Regions from separate parts of the Mus musculus genome. Here region 1 is linked to region 2. Evidence: chromatin contacts called from ENCODE Hi-C data. All regions are on one chromosome and are shown on one strand. The core of a region is the stretch at or near the end of the contact, and the rest is flanking DNA. Distances in the headings are between cores, read along the strand shown. Region 1 holds the start of Impdh2 (inosine monophosphate dehydrogenase 2). Region 2 holds the start of Rbm5 (RNA binding motif protein 5).

Region 1 (4,100 bases), core at 954-3,453, 790 kb after region 2:
GTATACAGGTACAAAGGCTTTTTTCTTTACTTTCTTTCTTTTTTATAGTATAGAATAGAGTTTATTAAGGGCAAAGGGGGGGAGTCAAGAGGATAGTAGTGGCAGAAAAGGCAGAGAGGGGGAGAGAATAGAGAAGTAGAGGCCAGCCATGAGCATGTGGAGAGAAGGGGGGAAGGGAATAGGGAAGAGAGGGGGAAGGGAATAGCCCAAGAGGGCAAGAGAGAAGCAAGAGCAGCTTTTTTCTTTTAAAATCACACGGTGGACATTGTCACTGGCTCAAAGTTTATTGCTGGTGCCATCAGCATAGGGGTGTTGGGGTTCCTTTAGGTTTCTGATTGTATTCTTGTCATAGCAGGTTGGTACATCCTCTTCCTATCAATGTCAGAACAGCTTTTGTGGCTATGGGTCTTTGTACTTTCATTAGAATAAAACCTTCAGTGAGTTCGTCACTCTTCTATAAGTGATGAACAATTTCCCAATGCACTTGCATTGCTATTTCATGTCTGCTGCTTGAAAAGCCCATAACCATACTTTACATCCAAGAGTTTTCCCTTTTCTGGACATTACTAGCAGCTCCAATAAAGCATATTTAGATCGCCTACCTTTGTCCTCAGCTATTTCCTCTGTCGCTCTTACCTAGTATCAGTTCTTACATATTTTTATAACATGTCAGGAACCCTGCCCACTTAATTAACATCTGTACCTAATATAAAGCTGACACATGTTCCTTAAATTTTGAGTGGATGAGGGAATGGCTGTGAGACTGTTGGAGCACGCTGAGTACTGAAGAGGTACTGAGTACTGAAGAGGTACTGAGCCCAGAGAAGGTGGTTATTGGCCTTTGCTGCTGAGTTAAAAACAATGTGGGTAAACAGCTGGAGCTAGGTCTTCTAGATGCTTATCTGCTGCCAATGGGATATAGATAGATTTAAGTAGTTCAACCTGAAATTGTTTGGGAGGCTCAAACAGGAAGGGTTAGAATTATGCTATTACTTACTGAAATTCTTCTTCAGCCCTCAGAGTGTGAAAGGCCGAAATGACACCTTTTACCTGACACCTGAGCCAGTTGTAGCTCCCAACAGCCCAATCTGGTACTCAGTCCAGCCTATCAGCAGAGAACAGATGGGACAGATGCTGACCCGGATCCTGGTTATACGAGAAATCCAAGAAGCCATTGCCGTGGCCAATGCAACCACCATGCACTGAGGTGCCTCAGCTATAGGAAAAAAGATCCAGGAAAAACCAGACAGACTTTCACACTAAAGGAGAGGCCTCCACATTTTTTTTTAATTTGTAGTTATGATGCTTTTCAGGCTACTTCTGTTCAAAATGTAAAAGACGATATTGCCCTCTTTGCATCTTCATAAAATGGGCAGACCCCTGGTTCATAGGGATCTGGGTTTTCTGAGAACCTGGTGTCCTAGGAAGTGGTTGGCTTTTTCTTTTCTCTTTTTTTCTTTTGTCTGGGGCGTGGGGAAAGGAACTTGGACTGTATGGAGAGATACAGACCCTTCCCTTCCTCAGGGAAGATGGAGCTGCTGATGCATCAGCCTGTCACTCGGAATCGGCAAACTTTACTGACCACTCAGAGCCACATTTGTTTTTTGTTTTTTGTTTTTTTTTTTTGTAATGCTCAGACATAAACTTAACATCTTGATGGAAGAAGAATAAGGGGAACTTCAATTATGATTTTTATCCAGACAATTTCTATTACACCCTTCTTTATGACAAGTGACATAAAAGTTAAAGTAAAAACTTTACCATGCGCTTTTTTTTTTTTTTGGCCTAACATTGAGGCCTTAAAAATGAGGCTCCTGTGCCTGATGGAATTCTTGTAACATACACTTGTGTATCATATAAAGATACCACTCTTTCTCTTATGTATTCTTATTCTAGTTGTTTATTAAGAATGACAAGCACGTCTTTTCAACAAGCTACTGGAGAACGTGTCTTTATTTGGGGGAGGAGCTCTGCGGGGGCGGGGGAGTGGAAACAAAACTTAATTGAATGGGCCTGGATCCTGCTGTGGTGGGATGCGGGGAGGGGTGGGACAGGAAACAGGCCTTTGGCCTTGGGCCTGTGAGCTCGATAAGCACGTGGTTACCCAGCTCTGCCAGCTCCGCCTCTATACGGGGCGTGGCCCTCAGTACGCACGCCCTACGCCTGGCGTCATCGACGCACGCAACGTGTGACGGAATAATCTAGTTTATATTGGCGCGGTCCGGACGGCAGAGGCCTCTGCGGCGCGGTCCTCGGAGCGGCGCGGTTCTCGGAGCCACGCGTCTGTCTTCCTCCGTGGTCATGGCGGACTACCTGATTAGCGGAGGCACCTCTTACGTGCCGGACGACGGGCTCACAGCGCAGCAGCTCTTCAACTGCGGGGACGGCCTCACCTACAAGTGCGGGTCTAGGGCACCCATCGGGGCGAGGCGAGGGGCCGCACGCTGGCGAGAAGGCCGGATGAGGGAGGGCTTCATTGAAACTGGTGGGAGCGGATGGGGAACAGAATCCGGGAATTCCTTATCGCCGAAGACTAACTTCGACATATGTGAAGCAGGGGCAGGGGTTTAGAGGGTGATTTCAATAGTATTTAATACTTGAGTCGTGAGACACAGTTCTCTGGATATGTGGAATATGTTAGCGTGCACTAATGACACCTCGGTGGCATCCACCCAGTGACATTTTGCCTGTGTCACACTTGCTGGTACAACTCCCTGCTCAAGAGTTTTATGGGATGATATATGGAGTTGAAGTTTCTTGGTGTCACAAGCCTGAGAGACCTGCTTATTTCCCTCCTACAGTGATTTTCTCATTCTTCCTGGGTATATCGACTTCACTGCAGATCAGGTGGTGAGTAATAAGGCACTGGATTTTTGGTTTGGGGGGTTCCTTTTTTTTTTTTTTTTTTTTCTGAGACAGGGTTTCTCTGTATAGCCCTGGCTGTCCTGGAACTCACTCTGTAGACCAGGCTGGCCTTGAACTCAGAAATCCGCCTGCCTCTGCCTCCCAAGTGCTGGGATTAAAGGCGTGCGCTACTTCTGCCTGGCTCTATTTTGTTTTTGAGACAGCCTGCCTACATTACTTTGGCTGTTCCAGAAGTGGTTTTGTTGACCCTAATTATTAGTGTCAACGCTCAGTCTTGTTTCTGAGTGGGTACTGTTATTACAGTAGGCATGTGCCCCTGTACCCACTCTAGGAACTGGATTGGTAAATATCTAGGAGGGGTAAGATGCTGCTGTTCGTTACTGTGAGCTTACTGCACCAGGCTAGGCTTTGTGGTGAACATGGCAGCTCACCCAGGGCTCCTGGGATGGACCCTGAGGAATAAGCTGTATTTTCCTTTGCTGGTCCTTTTTCTCCTCAGGACTTGACGTCTGCTCTAACTAAGAAGATTACACTAAAGACCCCATTGGTTTCCTCACCCATGGACACTGTCACAGAGGCTGGAATGGCCATCGCGATGGCGGTAAGGCTTGAGCGCCATGGGTGCCATCTTATAGCCAAAGATTGTGTTTCTGTTTTATCACTTACTTGTGTGTTCGTCTTGTAGCTTACAGGAGGTATTGGTTTCATCCACCACAACTGCACACCTGAATTCCAGGCCAATGAAGTTCGGAAAGTGAAGGTTAGAAGGCCAAGCATCATGGCCAAGAGTTGCTGGGAATTAGAGGCGTGGGGTGGAAGTGGAGGGTTTGTTTTGCTAAGCGTCCTTTCTCCTGCTGTGAGCTTCAGCTACTGAGGAGGAAGACCCAAGACCCCATTTCTTAGCTAGAGCACGCACGGTGCTTCCAGACCCCCTATGTCCATGTTTGAGCATTTCATTTCATTTGTTTCCGTGGCTCTGCTATACAGGACACTTAGGCATGGACCTCATCCTTTAGAACAGGGGCCTGATGACAGTGATATCAAAGATACAGTGACCTTCTCACCATTCCTTCCAGAAATACGAACAGGGATTCATCACTGACCCCGTGGTCCTTAGCCCCAAGGATCGTGTACGCGATGTTTTTGAGGCCAAAGCCAGGCATGGCTTCTGTGGTATCCCCATCACAGATACAGGCCGGATGGGGAGTCGATTGGTGGGCATCATCTCCTCAAGG
Region 2 (4,173 bases), core at 1,591-4,090:
CAAAGACAGCAAGAAAGTAGTTACTTAAATCTCATCCAATTTCAGAGTAAATGTTTTTTTTTTCCTTTTCCTTTTTGGTTTTTCAAACAGGGTTTCTCTGTGTAGCCCTAGCTGTCCTGGAACTCACTTTGTAGACCATGTTGGTCTTGAACTCAAGAGATCTGCCTGCCTCTGCCTCATGAGTGCAGGGACCAAAGTTGAGAGCAACCACTGCCAGCATGGAAGAGTTAATCTTAACAACTTAGACTCTCAAGGGCGCCACACAAACCAGAAATGGACCAATGCTCTAGACGACCTATGTCTTCCCTCCAACCACTGCCAGTCAACCTGTTAACCAAGTGGTTCATCTGTACACAGAAGTGGATGATTACTTCAAACTGACAGGCTCAGAAAACATTTATTCCATATAACATTTTTTTTTAGCCATGGGCAAAAAGGTACATTTGCAAAAGGGTACATTTTAATTACGTACGTTATTTGGAGCAATAGTCTGTCACAGGACTACATGATATCCTATGACATAAATAAGTCTTTCTTGGATGTCAATTTTATCTATCACAAGAACTGGCCTGTCAATAATAAGATCATGTGAAGGCTATGTTAAGTCAAATGATTTGAGGTCTCCATATCCACAGTTGCTGAAACAGCCAACAGTTTTCACCTTTGTTTGTTTAATGTATCTGGACCTACTGGGGATTGATACTCATGCCTCATAAACCACTGACAGGCGAGCTGTATCCCAGTCCTAATCTGTTCTATGTTAACTAGCTTTTCCCTTTCTCGATCGTCTTGATGTAAGCCACGCTCCTAGGCTGCTCAGCTTTGAGCCTCCCAGGCCACTGTATCTATCACTAGGGAATAACAAGGATTGGCACTCACTCACTGCTTCTCAAGCAGGCTTTGAATAGCTCCTGCCCACAGCTGGAACTTTCCATGGCCTACTCCACACTGCTTTCCTTAACCTAGTTCTTAGCCTTTGGACTGCACCTCCGACAATACTTTCCCCAAGACACTTCCCTTTCTCCTCATGTGTCCAGACAGTACTTTACATTTTTTATCCTAACTGTTAACTCTCACTAGACTGAAGCTTGTGAGAACAGAATCATGAAAGTAGTCATTTGGAACACTTGAAACACAATAGACATTTAAATATTCATTTGCAAAATAAATAATTTATTACTGTTGTTGCTTTGTTTTGTTTTTGTTTTTCCTTTTTTGAGACAGGCCTTCTCTATGTAGCCCTGGCTGGCCTTGAACTCAGTGAGATTTGCCTGTCTCTGCGGGGATTAAAACCTGTAAGCTGCCATCACCACACAGGGCTGAATAAACAATTTTAAACAAATATTTCAGTCCCAACTAAGCTGTTGAGATCAAAGGCATGTCATGTATTGAAACTCACCTTTTGTCTGAACCCATCGTCTCACGGAAGAGCTAGCACACTGCTTCAAAAGGCTTAAATTTTCCCCTAGGGGTGGGAAAGAGAAAAATTGCAAATTTCAGAGATCACTTAATTCAAGAACCCTACAAACTGGGATAGAAACTGTGGCTAATACTTAACAATGACTAAAAAGAGGAAGGAAAAGGAGGCTGTCAACACTAAGTCATAATTGTGTTAAGAAGCAGGAAGATGAAGGTCACTTTAACATATTAAGATCATATATTCAATAAGAAACTCAAGAAGGGTGAAGGCTTTAGACACCTTGGACACTCCCACTACAATTACAAAGCAAAAAGCTCCTGATTTTCATAACCAAAGCAACGCTATTTATTGAGATGGACAATGATTAAAGCATTCATCCAACTGTCTTCGTTAATATAAAATTCAACACTAAAATTGTAACACGATCTCAAATTTTTCTGACAAAAACTTAGAAGCTGGAATGCTGATCTGATTGAAATTTACATATATAACACATCGCCTGATCTCAATTTATTTCAGTAAGACAAGACCAAACCTTGACTCGGCTTAATATCTGTGTATCAATAACACCTATGTCTTGGACCAGCCCTGATCGACAACAGGCCACCGAGTGACCCACAGCCTTTCCCCGGCCGATTGGCCGTAATAAAACATCACACAGCTATGATGCCTGTGATGTCCCAGAAACTATAGTTACTGCCATTTCTAGAATCTGGTCTTTTAAAGCAAGCACTTAACAAACATTCGTTGACTTAAAAAATAAGAGACATCTAGTGGGTCAAGTTCCGGGGTCGAACGGCTACGGCTGTCCCTTGTTTTCGCCCGAGATGCCCGCACCCACCTCCCAGGGAGGTTGCCCATGCCCACCTCCGCGGGGTATCGCAGCCGAGATGGCGGCGCAACTGAATCCGGCATTCAGTCCATCTTTCTTATCTTCCATCCATCCCTCCCCACACCCATTCCCAACCACCTTTCGCACAGCGAGATTCAGTTGGAGACTCAGGGCGATGATGGCTTAAGAGACTGCCAGGCGCTCCACAGCTCCGCACGACAGGGGATTCGGGACAACGTCCCAGCAAGAGACAAACAACTCCAAAGAGGCGGGTCGAGGACCGGGCTAGGGGGCAACCTATGAAAGCCAGCAGAGCCAGAGGCGAGGAGGGGCGCGGCCCTCAAGCGCTTGCTTAGTTTAGTCTCTTCAAAGACTCGGCTGAGCGGTCACCTCTGGCGGCTGACAGGCAGACTTAAGGGACAGCACCAATTGCAAAATCACTGGGGTGTAATGGACGGCAGCCGCACTCACCCCCACAGAGGGAACAAAGCAGGAGCAGTAGCGGCTCTGCGCCCCAGAACCTCCTACAAGGTTCGGCCGCTCCACAAAATGGCGTCTCCACCGACCGTCTTCTCCTACCCACAGTCCCTCGCGCGTCGACCTTCCCCCACCTCCCATCCTACCCGCCTCTCCAGAGGCGTCCAATCAGCGAGGGTGCCGGTCTGCGCGAGGGCTGCCGGGAAGTGTGGTCGCCCAGGCAGCCTGTCACTATACCCTGCGTTAATTTTTTTGCGTATTTCATCTGCTCCATGACAAAGCTGCCATTCAGCTTCTGAGAACCCGGATGTGAACTTTACCAGCGCTTGACACACTGTAAAACGTATAATCCAGTTCGTAGAGAAGGCATACTACGGATTACTTCCCTAGTCGTTTTACAAACATACAGAGCTAATAATTCGGTAAACTGGAAACTGAACTAGCTTGTTTTCAGAAGCCATGCCAGCACTAGAATATGAACTCCAGAACAATAGGGATATTTTGTTGTAAGACCCTGCCACAAGCAAACAAAACAACAATAAAACCAAGCCTGTGAGATAGCCTCATCAGGTAAGGCTTACTGCCAAGCCTAAAACCCTGAGTTCCATCCCTGCAATTCACAGGATGGAAAGAGAACCACGCATGAGAGTAGTCTTCTGATGTGGCAAACATGGATGTGTGTTCAAATACACCAACAATAAGTAAATGCAAAGCAGCCCAAATTCAAACCAAATCATCACCCAACTACACATTAAAAAAAAAAATCCAACAAAACAGACAAAACCCTAGAGGTTCCCCCCCCCCCTCTCTCTGCTTTTTGTGGAGATATTGTCATCCAGTTGCCATAACTTGTCCTCTGCATATGTAGTTATTAGGGAGCAGATTTCCCTCATTTTTTTTTTTAATTTTTCTTCCCTTCCCTCCCTTTTGTTTTCTTTAGAAAGGGTCTCTATAGTTCTGGTTAGCCTGGAATTCACAATGTAGACTGACCAAGATCCATCTCCTTAGTGTGGGACTGTTTCTGACCCTCCAGTTTTCACCTCCTTCTGGGATTACAAGTCTGATAAGAATAACGGTGTGCAGGAATTAGGGTGACTGAAACTGGCTAGAAATGCCTGATAACACAGCTGAAGGAACACATACTCAACATCTTTCTTTTGTATCTATGTATTCTCAGTATACAATTATGTAAATGTTAAGATATGCCCAATTATGGTTGAGTATATATAACACACTTAACCGCAGAAAATATACATTTGTCTGCAGATCATAGAAACCACTTATAGCAGGGTGTGGTGATCCATGCCTATAATCCCAGAGGTAATTGGATCTCTGAGTTCAAGGCCAGCCTGGTCTAAAAAGGTGAGTTCCAGGAAAGCCAGGGTGATATAAAGAACTCACTCACTGGTTGCTGGGATTAAAGGTGAGCCACCATGCTGCCAAT

Evidence for each region. A loop is a pair of places that touch in the nucleus more often than their neighbours do.
Region 1: a map of T-helper 17 cell shows a loop between it and region 2 (3-fold over the local background). The contact joins the promoter of Impdh2 here to the promoter of Rbm5 in region 2. A Hi-C loop is called at or near these places in 3 of 37 maps with a recorded cell type or tissue (T-helper 17 cell, regulatory T cell and v-Abl transformed pro-B cells).

What each region holds. Positions count from the first base shown.
Region 1 is chr9:108,558,233-108,562,332 of GRCm38, forward strand. It overlaps Impdh2 (inosine monophosphate dehydrogenase 2), which reads left to right and starts at 2,204. Exons shown (of 14, transcript NM_011830.5): 1 at 2,204-2,399; 2 at 2,802-2,850; 3 at 3,365-3,466; 4 at 3,551-3,625; 5 at 3,942-4,100. The coding sequence starts at 2,302. Qrich1 (glutamine-rich 1) reads left to right here. Exons shown (of 10, transcript NM_175143.5): 10 at 1,014-1,935. The coding sequence ends at 1,206.
Region 2 is chr9:107,768,162-107,772,334 of GRCm38, forward strand. Rbm5 (RNA binding motif protein 5) reads right to left here and starts at 2,841. Exons shown (of 25, transcript NM_148930.3): 1 at 2,724-2,841; 2 at 1,400-1,465. The coding sequence starts at 1,416.